Linked DNA regions of Mus musculus: region 1 is linked to region 2. Evidence: chromatin loops called from intact Hi-C (ENCODE). Cell type or tissue: gastrocnemius. All regions are shown on one strand. Each heading gives the region's core, and the rest is flanking DNA. Links, peaks and the distances in the headings are about the cores only. Region 1 overlaps Ptprt (protein tyrosine phosphatase, receptor type, T). Region 2 overlaps Ptprt (protein tyrosine phosphatase, receptor type, T).

The links. Peaks named below come from ENCODE experiments on the same cell type or tissue, not always from the same donor. Only the 100,000 strongest peaks of a DNase experiment are listed, where the experiment ranks them.
Region 1: a loop joins it to region 2, with 4 times the contacts of the local background. A loop is called at or near these places in 2 of 42 quality-filtered maps.

Annotation. Positions count from the first base shown.
Region 1 is chr2:161,616,522-161,624,467 of GRCm38, forward strand. All of the region lies in intron 16 of Ptprt (protein tyrosine phosphatase, receptor type, T), which reads right to left. Among named protein-coding and RNA genes, the nearest start is that of Gm35374, 230 kb to the left of the region's middle. In gastrocnemius, for the core only: no CTCF peak of the experiment used is centred there; a DNase peak (open chromatin) is centred at 3,323.
Region 2 is chr2:161,684,572-161,692,517 of GRCm38, forward strand. It overlaps Ptprt (protein tyrosine phosphatase, receptor type, T), which reads right to left. Exons shown (of 31, transcript NM_001291150.1): 15 at 2,498-2,527. Among named protein-coding and RNA genes, the nearest start is that of Gm35374, 300 kb to the left of the region's middle. In gastrocnemius, for the core only: no CTCF peak of the experiment used is centred there; no DNase peak of the experiment used is centred there.

The DNA of each region.
Region 1 (7,946 bases), core at 1,699-5,698, 68 kb before region 2:
CTCAGCATGGGTCCATGTAGCCACCCCCTATCCCACACCTTACCACATATCCACCAAAACGTATTCCTTTTCTCCTTTATCTTTTTATAAACACAACAGTAGACACCTCCTAAAATATATACACGTATGAAGTCAAACTAAATGAAGTTGCCAATATTGGAGGTGGCAGGGTCTCAACTGCCTATCTATTGTCACCAAATGAAGCTTCCAGTACTGGGATTGGGTTACATTTAGCTAAGTTGTTGTCCCAAAGGGTTCCACAGGAATCAATAAACAACTAGGTTGTCCAGACTATAGGCTGCTCTCCACAAATTGACAGCAAGGCCCCATTGTTGAAGATAACACCTACAAACCTCGTTGACCATGATAGAGCTAGTGCCTACAGACAGCCTTCATCTTTATGTTCCTGTGTATTGGGTACAGGCAGGTAGTCTGCCTACTCTAAAAAAAGAACATAAACACCAAGCCAGCCACAAGCCCTTTATTCAGAATGGTGTACTATCTGCAAGATAGGCTGGGACAATGGTGGCCCAAAGCTTGTGAGAGTAACCACCAAATAGCTGATTGGATTTAAGCCTTACTCTGTGAGTTAGAACGCATACCCAACACTGCACTGGTGACCAAGAACCCTAGACGAGTCATCCCAGGAACTTAAGGTAAATCCAAATAATATTGGTCTTAAAAAATATAGTGATAAAATGATATTCTGCTGTGCTTGTAGATGAGAACCTTACTCAGACATCCTCAGAGAAGCTTCCTCCTAGAGCAGATGGGGACAAATCTAGAAACACACAGCCAAACATTACACAGAGAATGAGAGACTATAGGACACTCAGCCCTAAATAAGATATCTCCATCAAATCTCTCCACTCAGAGCTCAGGAAAGGCTGTGGAAGAGGAGGCAGGAAGAGTGTAAGAGCCAGAGAGGATGGAGGACACCAAGAAAATAAGGATGTCTAAATCAACATGAGCAAAGCTCATACAAACCCAGAGTCTGAGGCAGCAACATTCACAGGAGCCGCACAGGTTGGCACCAGGTCCTCTGTGCTTATATCATGGTTTCCAGTTTACTGTTTGTATTAGTCAGGGTTTTACTGCTATGAACAGACACCATGACCAAGGCAAGTTAATTGGGGCTGGCTTACATATTCAGAGGCTCAGTCCATTATCATCAAGGTGGGAGCATGGCAGTATCTAGGCAGGCATGGCGCAGGAGGAGCTGAGAGTTCTATGCCTTCATCCAAAGGCTGTTAGTGGAAGACTGACTTCCAAGCAACTAGGGTGAGGATCTTATACCCACACCCACAGTGACACACCCATTCCAACCAGGTCACACCTATTCCAACAAGGCCACACCTTCAAATGGTGCCAGTCCCTGGTCCAAAGATATACAAACCATCACACTGTTTGTATGGGATTTCTGAGTATGGAAATAAGTGGGTCTTTGATTCCTATGCCCTTTCTTTGGCTCGTTTCTTTCCCTTGTTCCTGTCCAATGTTGAGGTGATGGTTTTTGTTTTACCCTATTATATTTTATTATATATTCTTTCAAACAACAAATGCAACTCTAGCCACTAGGGTAAAGGTTAATTACCAAACTGTAATTTATTTATTTATGCCTTCTAGGAGAGGAAAGATTGGTTTTCTCCATTGAGTAACACTAGGTATATCAATTACTCCAGGAAGGCAGGCCTCACACTTAGAAGAAGCAGTTGACCAACATTTAGTGGGTCTACAGTTTGTATGCATATATGTGTGCATGTACACACGAGTTCTTTTATTTCATCATTATACTTGTGTGTGTGTGTGTGTGTGTGTGTGTGTGTGTGTGTGTGTGAGTGAAAACAGACATGTAGACAATGGGTAATTGTGTTACAAAAGAAAAGAGCAGAGTAAGTGGACAGGAGTCATGAGAAAGAGCTCCATGTAGACACAGCTCCTGGCAGAAAAGCAAGCAAGCAAACAAACAAACAAACACCCAAACCAACCTCCCAAAACCCAACAGCCCCAAACCAAAAAAAGACCTCCAAGTACAGTTTTTCCCCATAAAATTAAAAATCAGAACCTAAATCCAATCCAGGTCTTAAAATGTCATGATGTAGAATGGCTCAGACAAACATTTAGGCTGAAAAAGCAAGCAAGCAAGCAAGCAAACCAACTAAAACCCCCAACAATTTCTAAAATAAAAGAAACAGCATTATTGCATCTTCTCTGGCCCAGTCTTAAAGGCCAGAAGTAATTTACATAAAGTTCTTGAAGGGAAAAAGGCATGGATCCAAGATTACATACTGAAATAAGTTCTTTTTCCACGTGTAGGGTTATAGAAATGCCTTCTCTGGCACACCGAGCTTCCAGAGTTGTACTGGTTGTTTCTTTTCCAGAGCGTTAGACAGGTGAGAAACAAGCAAAAGATAGAATTCCAGAAAAAAAAAGACCTTAAAATTGAAACAAAACAAAACGACATAACACACACACACACACACACACACACACACACACACACACACACAAAGAACCAAAGAATTCATCTAATAAAAGAAACAAAGCCGGGTGTGGCGGCACACGCCTTTAATCCCAGCACTCGGGAGGCAGAGGCAGGTGGATTTCTGAGTTCGAGGCCAGCCTGGTCTACCGAGTGAGTTCTAGGACAGCAGCCAGGGCTACACGGAGAAACCCTGTCTCTAAAATCAAAAAACAACAACAAAAACAACAACAAAAAAGAACCAATACGAATACATTAAACAGCGAAAACTCAGTTAAATAGAGATATGAGCTTAAATAGAGGTATGGTGACTGTTAAATAGAATGAAGATCAAAACCTTGAGAAAAAGCCATACAAAAAAAATACTACAAAATTTCATGACTAAAATTTCTAATTTTATCAGTAAAACCCAATGTATAATAAGAAATAAAAACTATGTAAACTTCTTTTATCTTTCATGTATTACAATCAATGTGTAATATTTTAATATTGTTGCTGTTAGAGTATGTAATTTCTCTCAACATGTTGTATTTGTATTTGGGTAAGTCAACGAGATCAGCATGTAAAATGAAAAGCGTACAGGTTTCAAATACAAACAAACAAACAAACAAACACCAGAAGGAAGAAAACCCTGGGTTGAAGTTCTATCACGTGATACTCTGGGGGCGATATATATGTGGTCTGGTTGCTCAGACAAGCTCAATCTTGATGCACAAGCACAAACAGGGCAAGAATGGATCCCAGCTCCCATGTAAAAAGTTGGCATAGCTATTTATAGCTGTCATCCTAACACTGGGAGGAACAGAGGAGCGGGAAGATTTCTGGTGCTTGTTGGCTGTCAGCCTAGGCTAACCAGGTTCCGTGAGAGATCCTGTCTAAAGGGAACAAGGCATAGGCTGTGTTAGAGCAGGAGAGGTGAGGACCTCCTCTTGCCTCTACATGTTAGCACAAGCACACTAGAGTACATATCACATACTGGAGTGCATATGTGTGCCTGGTGTGTGCGGCATGTGTGAGTACACACACACACACACACACACACACACACACACACACACACCAAAACACTTGTTACTTGTGTGACAGAGCTACTGTAAACCTAGAATTTATTTATAAACCCCAAGACCACTAGAAATCTCGCTGATCTTACAGGCAAATGAGCAACCAGTCTGTAGAGGCACTTTTATAATCTAAGGCACATTAGTTGGTTATCTTGGAACAACACCACCTCCACTAAAGATGAACTCAGAGTTGAAAAATAAAATATAGATGACAAGTTTATCCCCGTGAGGGGAGAAGCTGTAGACATGATGCTAAGAAACATGCCTCCCAAGAATTGAAAATAATAAAACAATTGTAGACACCATAAAATAAATACATTTGGATGGATTAAAGTGAGGGTTGTGGGGGGAGGAAGAAATATGAATGTGTAACGATACAAGACACAGAGCAGAGACAGAGAGGCAGACTTGAAAAATACAAAACCAACTTCTAGAGATGAAAAATAGAGTCCTTGAGAGCAGAAAGTATATAAAACATCCCCGAAATGAAGGTGATGGGATAGGGAGACATTAAGGATACAGGAAAGAGGCTGAAACAAAAGCAAACCTGTCTTCTAGCTTTGGGAATAGTAAACTAATAACAAACCTTTTACAAAAAAAAATGATTGTGGAGAAAATGACAGATAAACTGGTTAGCTAATGCTAGAGTGGTAGAGCATGCGTAGTTGGTGAAGGAGGAATGCCAAGGGAAAGCCATACTGGACACAGTACTGCTGTGGACAAGGTCAGGGCCAGACAGTATGGGCAATGTATAGTGATGATATCAGATATGAGGCTTCTCTATGTCCTTCCCCTACCTTCTCCCAAAGCCGAAACCTGCAGAACTATAGTAGAACATTTAGTCAGGAAATGGATAGACAGTAATCTAGACACAGAGACGGTTTTGTTCCAAGAGTCTATCCTGCAACTTAACACTGGCCATGGTGCCTCTTTCCTGTGTCTACGCTGAGGGCTAGTGACTATAGCAACGATGAAAACAAGCAAGTGTTTTTGAGAAATACTCCATGTTGTCAGGGTCTCAAAGATGGGTTCCCATCTCTTCCAGTGGCCCTCAAATGTAGGCTCTCATGGGACCACAATAGTCAGCTGACATTGTGGTCATTATTTGACAGCAGTGACCCAGTGACCCGCATGCTTCTGATTAAAGACCACTGGTTTTGACTGGTGTGGGCGATTGACAGTTGGGGTTGTTAAGTTTTGTTTTGAGTAGATATCCAAGTAAGAAGTTTCACCCATCTGGTCTGCAAGAAATAAGCAAAATATGAGTGTAGAGACTTAGCGTTGTAATAGCTAACACAGTACTGGGAAAGCAGACCTGCTTCAGAGGTTCTTTTGTGGAGCAGAGTGAACTGGGGCATTGGGAAGGGCTTTATGCATGTGTGTGTGTGTGTGTGTGTGCGCGCGCGCACACTCAAGCTCGTGCATGCGTGAGTATGCCCTGCTTCCTTCTACTTCTGCTCTAACCATATCTAACTGCCTTTATAAAATGTTTTAAAAGATAGACTTCCCGAGAGGATTTCATTTGGTGAATGAGTTTCACTATTACGTTTTTTTTTTTTTTTAACTTTGATTTCTCTTTTTGTCACAATTTCATGAAAGTCAGCGGGAAATAGCAGAAGAGCTAATACCAGTGTTCTGCCGCATGGGTTTTATACACTTAATATAATTGAAGCCAAAATGAAGGGTGTTCGGTGAGCCAGAAGCCATGTGAAGGGTGTTCTGTGGTCTTAACCACTTACTGTTCTAACTGGGAAGTAAGGAATCAAGCTGGAGGTTGCCTATGGGAGTCTGCAAACATATTGTTGGACCACAAAGAGGAAGGGCTATAATTGTGGGCTTTTAAGATGTTTTAGCTCAGTGGGAACAAGAGTCCTTTTAGTAAGATATGTCTGCTGTTCCATTCTTGTATGTGCTCTATTCAGTTTTACTTTCAGAGTCATTTATGTTAGAAAATAATGGACCTGAAAAAAATGCTGAACTTTCACCTCAAAAAAAAAATACCCCAAAGCAGACAATGAAATACCATTCAAAAATGCTGTACAAACCAATAACAAGATGTGGTAAAAATGTTGGCTGATAGGGACTGGCCTTTCAGAGAGTGTATGGTTTACCAGGGGAGACTGGAATGTGCAAAGGAAGAAGTGTAGCATTGTTGAACACCAGAAGAATGACTATCGCTGCGAATTTTATGGAACATCAGTATGTGTCTGTGACATGCTAGTGCAAATAAAATCTGCAAGGAAATCTGAAAAATATATCTTGGTCAGTAATTTACTACAGGCAGAAGTAATGAAGACATGTAATTTGTGCAGTTTTGATATTTCTGTAAGCACAAAAGGACAACTTGGGGGTGGTATTTAGGAAACATTTATGTATAAAGTAAGAATGAGATTATATGAGGAAGAGAATGAGTCATAGATAAAAGGATTGATTGAGGCTTCACAAGGGACTGCAGATGGGACCTGATGTCATTGCTGTTTTTGACAGAATAACAACCAGCATTAAAATAAATAGTCAAAGGAAAATTCATGTTGCCTTATATACTTTGGTCCAAGCCATTGCTCCCACGACAGCCTTAGTTGCTTATTCTCCAAGAGAGATCCTGTGTTTGCTAGGACTGTGTGGTGCTTTAATTGAGAACCACCCTCACCCCATGGGCTCACATATTTGAATGTTTGATCTCCAAATAGTGGAACTATTTGGGAAGGATTAAGAGGTGTGGCCTTGTTGGAGGAAGTGTGGGTCTCTCTGCCTCATGCTTGTAGATCAAGATATAAGCTCTCAGATGCTTCTCCAGTGCCATGTCTGCTTACATGCTCCATGCTCTCTGCCATGATAATTATGGACTCACTCTCTAAAACTGTAGGCCCAATACATTTATTTTATTCTCTTGCTTTGGTCATGGTTTCTTAGCACAATGATGGAAAAGTAACTAAGATAGACTGTTGACAACTTGAACAATCTGCATAGGAAATTCGATATACTTGAAAATGATATAATGAGTGAAGCTGTTACTTCAATTAGAAAAAATCTTTGAAGACAGGGACATGTTTGGCCATCATATCTCTGTTAATATGACAGAGAAGGAAAAGAGGGATCCTTCTCTCCATGACCAGGGTCCTATCTGGTACCTGTCCCTCTTAGTGGCTGAAAACATCATGGCCACAATTCCAAAGATGCCCTGGGTCTGCACCAGGTTCTCTACATATATGCTGTGGCTGTTAGCGTGGTGTTCTTGTGAGACTCCAAACAGTGAGAAAGACTGTATCTCTGACTCACTTGCTTGCTCTGAAGACTCTTTTCCTCCTATTGGGTTGCCTTATCTGGCCTCAATATGAGGGTTTTCACTTGTCTTATTATATCTTGTTTTGTCTTGTCTGGCTGTTGTCTCTTGGGGGTCTGATCTTCCTCCTGAAAAGGAAATGGAGTGGGAGTGGATCTGGGGGAAGAGAGGAGGCAGGAGGGAGCTAGGAGGTGTGGAGTGAGGGAAAACTGTGGTCAGGATGTAGTATATGAGAGAAGAATCTATTTTCAGAAAAAAAAAACATTTCAAAGGGAAAAAAATAGATTCCTGAGTGATGTACAGTTGAGTACCAGAAGAAAGGGGAAATGTACGGATGTCTGAAACTCTCTTTGACAAGCATAATATAATCAAGATGGATTAATGGATAAGGAGATAGATGACAAAATAAGTCTAGTAAAATATTAGCAGAAGACTCTAGGTGATGATTATCTACTTTTTTTTTCCTTTTCTGAATAAAGATATCAAGAAAGACACCGCTGTCTGTTTCCATATGAGGGTCCTACATTATACCCTGACAATTGCATCACATTCATGAATTACAGTGCATCTTTTTGGACATATGTCATCTTCATGAATAGCAAGAGTGACTGACTGGCAGTGAAGCTGTCTCATATCTGTTTCCTTTAGCTGGCTGTAAGCTCTGTGACAATAGATGCCACAAACCTGTTGCACCAGTCTATCTCTGGGACATGAGTTGGTACCAGTATATTGTTCTGCCAAAGGTCTGTCCTCTAACCTGCTGGAAAACATGGCAAGGGCTGTCTACTGTCTTAATGCTCCTGCTTCTATTTTTTATTTTTTTGTCTTAGAAAGTGTGAAGGAGTGAGCAAGCCACATTTACCAAAAAGTATGCTTCTAGTGGGTTTAGTCCCACCCAGATTCAGCATCCATCTCTCATGTCAGTGTGATGTCAGCTTAGGCTAGACATTATCTGAAGTTTCTCATTGGTCCTAAAGTTACTGTGTACACACTGAAAACTCAGATCAGCAGTGTGTGTGTGTGTGTGTGTGTATGTGTGTTTGTGTGTGTGTTTTATCTCTAACTTCCAAAACTCTCACACTGATAGGAGGGAGGAAACAATAAACTTCTAAGTAATGTT
Region 2 (7,946 bases), core at 1,272-5,271:
GAAAGTCTGTTATTCATTGTCACACTTGAGCTACAAGTATTTGAATACCTGCCTCTAATACTTCTAACTGTTCATCTTTGATTCACAGGTACCGGCACAGCAAAGAACAGAGAATCCATGTCTAGATATGTAATGTAGACCAGCTAACCCAGAGATTAAGGATATACACAGAATTTGTGCTAGTTAGTATGTGTCCATACCCACTATGGATTGCATAAGAACCCTTGTAAGATCAGCGGACCTCCCAGGGGCCATCATTACTGTCACAAACCTATCCTCTTTCTAAAAAGGAGTAGGAAAAAACCTAATATTTCATGAGCAGAAATACTTTACCAAATCATCTCATTCTCTCTTGAAGGCAAGTTTGTGAATTAAGTGAAATTTCCCTTTAGTACCAGAAAAATGAGACTTGGAGTCTAGGAACATTGCCAAGGTAAGACATGAGTATAAAACTACACAAATCCTAAACCTCCTACTCATTCCATCAGAACAGATGCATTGTATTGTATGTCCACAGCTTTGAAAATGCCATTCAGACCAATCAAAATGGTCATTTTTCTCCAGCATTGGATACATCTACCTTTAAATCCACTGGTAAGTGTATCCATCCACATTAATAAGCTTATACTTAATTTGGTGTCCCTATACTATACATCATTTTTTAACTGGTATTGTTGTGGATTTGGTTTAACGTTGCTTATATTATATAAATTTGGTCCCCAAAATTGCACGAGAATCTGCACACCTGCACATAAGACACTGAGGTACCCTGCTCCAGTTAGTTTTGATTGGCAAATAAAGTTGCCGGTGGCCAATGGCTGGGCAAAGACAGGGGCAGGACTTTTGGATTTCTGGGCAAGGGACTGAGGAAGGAGCAGGAAGAGAGTTGGCCACCATGCCGGGGAAGGAGAGGAGACATTATGCCTGAGGTACAGAACAGAGATAGCCGATATGTAAGAGCCAGCGAAGAGCAGTCCCAGCCCCCCTCCACTGGATCTAGGGCAACAAAGATGGAATATAGATTTTAGTAAGTAATAACTCAGGAATATCAGAGGGGAGTACATTAGCCATGTGGAGGTTAGAAAGTAGCCTGGCCATTGAGCTGCTAAAAGCATATTAGAATATAAAGGCTGTGTGTGTGTGTGTGTGTGTTTCATTTGAGAACCAAGAACACTGGGGTGGGTAGTGAGGAATGTGTGCAGCCACCACTGCCAGGATTGATTTGAGTAGTGATAAATGGAAACTGCTACATGGTATTTTATTATTTGCTCCCGCTGATCTCTTAGACAGGCAAGAACACCATACGGTGATATTGAAGGTCCTTATTTCTGCATTCTCCCTAACTGGAATACAGTGTGTGTACTCAATGCTCAAGGTGTGTTTGCTAAGTGAACAGGTAAGGCATAGCTTCTAGGACCTTTGGCAGTAGTGGTGGAGGGCATTGGTCCCTATGTGAATGATGGTGGTGGTATCATTTTCTCTGTTCACAGCTTGACACCAACTGAGCAGGATGGATCAGGAAGCCACTCTCTGTCTTCATCTCTACCTGGGGAGGTTTCAGCAGAGGCTACTGTGAGGCCAGGCTTTCTCACAAGGCTGTGTTTGCCAAGGATAAGGGAAGATCTAAAATGGAGGGCAATACTGTTGACTAAGAACCTGTCATTCTGAGCTCTGGTCCTATCCTTATGCTAGCTGAATATGTGATGGGTTTTCAAATTTCTCTATTTTATATTTCTCATGTTCCAAGTCCAGAGACACACGTTGGGAATATGGGAGTATTTCAGTGGTTTTCCAAATGTTCCTCAGGACGGATCTATTATTTAAAGTTTCTTCTCCTTTACCCTTGTGTTTTGAAAAGCTCTGATTTGATGTCAAAATCACTTTTATTTAGTGAGTTGTAAAAAGTTGATAAGTCAGCAGCCATCATTAGCTGTGAACAAAATGTATGGATAAAGTGATATAATTAATGTTAAAAGCCAAACAGGGAATTTCAGCTGAAAGCCAAGACCTTGGATGTTTCTGTCATCCTTGATGCTAGGTTGGAATAGTCAGGACTCCCTGTAGTCTTCCTGGTACATCAGAAAGAGCCAATGGACTCCTTTTTATCCCTTAAGTCCCCAAGACTACTTCTTCCCTGAAGAGGCACAAAGGGACCCAGAAGTTCCCGAGATCTGTGATTCTGTCTTACCTTCCCCTCCTGCTGGAACTGAGGTGCTGCTAGTTAGAAACTGACACTCACAAAGGAGAACCAACCCCTCACACCTTCAAAGGTGCGAGGGAAAAATCAGGATGACAGAAACAGAATAGACAGGAACAATGACAGCGCATTTTTCAAACAGAAAGGCATCCATACAAAATAAAAAACCTTCCAGACTACAGAAGACTAGACAGAGGTGGATATGAGAAACCAACAGACAACCAATCGGTTGGTGCAGGAGGAAGTGCATGCTACAGGCTCCCTTCTGGGGCACAAAGTTAACACCGGCTCGATACTTACAAGTAATAGGAGTACGAATAAGCATTTCTTCTATAGATTGATGGGCAGTCAGATGAAGGAAATGTCCAAAAGGGGGAAAAAGAAAAGACAAACAAAGAAGAATTAGATTTATATGAAATCGTGATTCTTAGATATGCACATCATATTAGTAACCCTGACCTCAAGGAGATGCATGTTCTTAAACGTCAGCTGCTATTAGTGATGGAAGAAGCGAGCAAACCTTCACCTCTGACAGAGAGACTCATCATCTCACGCAGAGGAAGCCACGTTTGGTGCTGGCTGTTTGTACTGTTTTAAAGTTCTTCCTTACAGACAGATCAAACAAACTTCATTATAATTATGGATTTTTTGAATGTCTTAGATAAGCTTTGCATGGAAGCCTAGAAATAGGTTACCAATCTTCCACATTGCAGTATTCCTGGGATCCAAGCAACGACACAGACGCAGTAGCGCCTTTCATCAGGAAAGATTGCCTCCAAATCTATTCTAGAGGAGGTCACAGAAAAAGCAGGGAAATATCTGGGCAGCATCCTGGATAGCTCTCCTGCCATTTACATTTCCCAGGCTCATGTGTAGTATCTACCCCAAATAATGAGTCATGGATGACCTAGGTGACAAACAGAATGTAGTAAGATAGTAGTCTGGGATTTCCAAGCTAGGTGTTCTGTTTATTTGTTTTTTGCTATTATTTTTAAAGATGTTTTGTAGTTTCTTTTTTCTGGACCCCTCTATTGGATGCCAGAATTTCCATGTAAGAAATTCAACTTTGCCAATGCTGCCATGCTGAAGAGAACACATGGAGAAGCTCTGGGATTACACAAAGAGAAAGGAATGACCAGGTACTTTCCAGTCTTTCCAGCCCAAGCTAGAATTCAAACAAGTTATCTCAGCTGAGACCATGAGTGTCACAGAACAGAAATATGTCATTTTCTTTATGTCCCATCCAGAGTGAATCCCCGGGCAAAATAAAAAATAATTTTTTACATCATTAGACTTTCAAGGTTGTTACATAGTAGGACCATGGCAAAGTTTAACATCATGAAGAAGCAATGTACTGAGAAAGAAGCATTCTAGCCCCGAGTGTCAACAGCTCCTAACTTGAATAAAGTTTGTGACTCTATGTTCTATCTACTGCCAATGATTTTTCCAACTGTATTCCAAGATTCCAGGAATTCTTCAGAGAGGCCATAGGGAAGATATCCTAAAAGTGGGTCTGTTGGCCCCCTACTAGTCACCAAAGCCAGAGAATTGATATTAGTATCTATTTTATTTATGTAGCATTTCACATGGCTAAGAATTCAGGCTCCTGAATGGAAGCTTGAAAAATGGCTGCCTTCAGGCTTTCCCTAATGTCCTCACTAGTTCTTGGCTTCTAAAGAATCACAAACTTTTATGTATGTCCACTAAATTCCCTTTGTTGTAATTTATCTTACGCTGTAAGAAAAATAAATAGGGATGTGTTTTATTTCATATCAGCTTTATCTACATTGTGATGCATTTGAGGACTATGAAAAAACTGCTAGGAAATTCAGGTTCCCAAATATCCTCCCGAGTAAGCAAGAAGAGTGCCCTCCCCTCTTGAATTATTTCCTAATTGCAATTATTATCCCATTTGCTTGTCAAGGGAAGATTCAGTCTTTATAGCCACAGAGATGTGTTAGCCACACACATTCAGAGCTCAGGATTTCTACCTTTCAAGTCAGAAGTAGCAAAAGCCCCCAAGGCAGGGCTAGCAAAGCCCCAACCAATAACCCTAAAAGTCCAGAAGAAAAGTGAATGGTAAGAAAACATAAAGAATCAAGCTTTCTCAGTATGCTGAGGTAGGGAAAATGAATCAAAGCAGATCAAGATCCAGTGATGCTCCCTGCTTCCTCCAACCCCAGTCCAAGTTTTTCAGAATCCTCAACCAAATGAATAATGGCCCTCGAGAATGAAATGGAAAGACCAAGGTCTGTGATGGATGGAAACTGGATGAGTCATCAAATCCCCATTCACTAGCTATGGTTGGCACTGGTCATTCTTCTGCTTCACCAATAGCTGATGCAGTGCCAGGAAATGCTATTCTTTAGAAGCAGGCAGCTCGGGATCCGGTTATCTCTTGCTATGACTTGAATGTCTCCTTGGAAGCTGGTAGTGTAACTTGAGCCCTGCCCCCCCAACTCATGTGCTGATGCAATCAGAGACCTGCTGAAGTTGATGGAGACAGAGGTGGAGACAGAGATGGAAACATCAGGGTCAGGGGCATATCAGAACTAGTGGCTTTGAAAGAAGAGGAATACATAGCTAGTCTGTTTACAGGATGGTACGTTCCAACCATGTGCTGCTGCAGCAAGATGGCCCTTTGCAGAAGAAGAACAGATGCTGACAGCCTGCTGTTGGATCTACCCAGAAGCATGAGGAATAGGTTTGTTTTCTTTATAACTTACCCCATCTCAGGCCTTTTGCTACAATAATAAAATAGATTAATTCTTCTACATATATCAAGCAACTTGAGAAGCGAGAGGCTAATGTTGCAATTTCAGCTTACTGTGACATTTTAGACAAGCAGACTCCTCCTCTCAACCTGTTTCCTGATCCTTGTACTAAGTCGTTGCCACAGATGACAGACACGTCAAATAGCTTTTGGGTCATGGAAATACAAGAAGCTGCAACATGTTGGTACTACCATTTACAGCGGAGTAGCCTGGAGCAAGTAATTATGTAGGCCCTTGTTCCAATTTCTTCAACTCAAACATTGGAAGCAGTGACTGCTTACTCCTAAGAGTAATCATGGGTATGTGGTCATTCACATCAGATTTCTCTATTTGGATTATATTCAAATAATATAAAACAGAGTATATAGTCTTTTTCAGAAATTATGCTAAATTAATATTAGTTAATACTAATCTATATTTGGAATAGGCTAAGCATAGATGAAAAATCTACAGATATAAAATTTGTTGCCTCTTTCTTTCATCACCAAGATAATGAAGGCAGTAAAAATAGTTATCAATTATATATATATATATACACATATATATAATACAATATATATAACTATATTACTTAAAATATAAAATTTACTAGGTACCAGCACTATTCTATGACCTTACCACAGATTAACTTGTATATTCCTTACAAATGTCTGAAGAGAAGGATCCTATCACCTTCACATTACAGAAGAAGAAACAAAGGCAAATGTGGTGAAGATGATGCAACCAGTATGCAAATTTGATGACATCATCTCTCCAAAGGTCATGTTCTTAACCACCATGTAGCTTACACTGCTTGAGGGCATAAGAAAATGGGGCACCAAGAGTAGACCAACGCTGACAATGTCCCATGCCTCATCTATTTGAATCTTCCTTACAAAAGCAGACAAAGTTACTATTAATTTTAATTGAGGAGCCCAAGGATTTAAGAAGGCACCCCTCACAGACTCTCCATCTGGGAGATACTGGAAACCTCCTGTATTGGGCTGGGTTTCTTCCAAATCTGCAGCTACTCCCTCTTAGGGAGCAGACTGTGTTCAATATTCTGGTCCTCTCTATTTTCTGCTCTCAACATTCAAGGTTAACTTCTTTGGGACCACCTCATCCTAACAACACGTTTCTTCCCATTCAAACATAGATGGCCTGTTCCAGAAACTTCTCCTGAGTTATCGTGGAGGTCACCAAAACTAGTGCTGTCTTTGAACCGTTGTCAAAGAAACTTCTAGAATGGTAGTGGTCTGTGGTCTTCTAATAACGGGCAATCATTTCTCAATCAAGTTGCAAAGTTACAGGCATTTACTCTGTGACCATAACACAGTTTACATGTGTGCATTCTCTAAACCTTGAAGAAGATTTACTGAAGGTCTGAATTTACAAGGATACACTGATACTGCAGATAACAGATTGCCTGAAACCAAAACTCTTGAACACAAAGACAGCTGTGCTTAGGAAAGAAAAGGAAAAACACAATATCCCCAAATTTAATAAATCAAATACTGCAGAATCACCTTTTTAGCTAGCTGACAAAACTGGCTTCGGGTTTCTCTTTGTTTTATATCATTTTAACAGTGCTGACTTGTCTATATAACCACACATATGGCCATCTACTCATCTATCTGGCCCATAAACTTATCTGTCTGTCTGTCCATCCATCCATCCATCCATCCATCCATCCATCCACTTAACAATTCATCCCTCTATCTATCCATTCAGGGCATAGACCCACCCATTCATCTATTTAATCCACTCACTTCACCCGTCATCCATCCAACAGCACATTCATTATCTATTCAAACATCATTTCATTATTAATTAAAAAAATTTCCTGGGAGTCTACTAATATACCCGTCTCTGCCAAGTACTTTAAATAGACAAATGATATTCTAATCCAGCCCACCTGGTCTAATATGAAAGCCAGGCAAGAAAAATTATAGAGGAGGCAATAATAATAGATAGCACTTTAATACAATGCAATCACTTATGTATCAGATATTAGTGTAAGACCATCACAGAAGAGGTGGCAGAGGGATTGTAAGACCCAAAGGAGGTAGATGACTTGATAGAAACAGAGGACACAGCAGGGCAGTTGCATGCATAAATGCTCAGCAGATGATATAGCATGTACAAGACCCATGACAGCTCAAGCCAGATATAATCTCAGCATAGAGGGAGGAGTGGGCACAAAGTCCAAGCCCTCTATGAGGAGATGTTGTAAGTTGATGGATGCTGGGAGGAAAATCAGTTTTGTTTTCTTTAAGGGTATATAGTCCCTGATGGGCTAACCTGTTCCAGTAGAAGACCACGTATGCAAGGGTATCTGAGGAGCATCAACCTTACTTGATGTGTTTGTTTTTTAAAGGGGATATAAAGTTGTGTGGGTAGGGAAGGTATGTTGGATGTGTGAACAGTGGAGGGAAGGGTGAATGTCATCAAATACATTGTGTGAAATTCTCAAGGAATGAAAAATGAAAGTTAAATGTAATAAAAAAAAGCTACTACTTAAACAGTAGAGTATTACTTATGTACCAGATACTATTGTAAGTAAATCATGTGGACTACTTCTTTGATCCTTACCATAGCCCTATGAAACATTGTTATCCTTATGTTACAGACAAGGAAAGTGAGGTTCAAAGAATCAACTTTCCCAGATTTACATAACTGGCAAGTAGTGTGGCAGGTGTTAGAGTCCTGGCCATCTTAGTTCAAGAGCCAATGTCACAAACCATTGGGCTACATTTTTTTTCCATGTTTGAATGATAAAGTCACAGAGAAGCCAGGCTTGTGAGTGGTTATTTTCAGGTATATGGAATTGTTTTCTGGCCTAAGTGGGTGACTAGTAAAGTACAAATGTCACGATATGAAAAGGAACATTGTCTCTGTCCTAAAGGCAAAGCCAAAAAGTCATCTGGAGAGAGATTTGTTCTAGATGAATGATCATAAGGGTCGTGTGAAGAGAAAGTTGGAGGGAAAAGGGACAG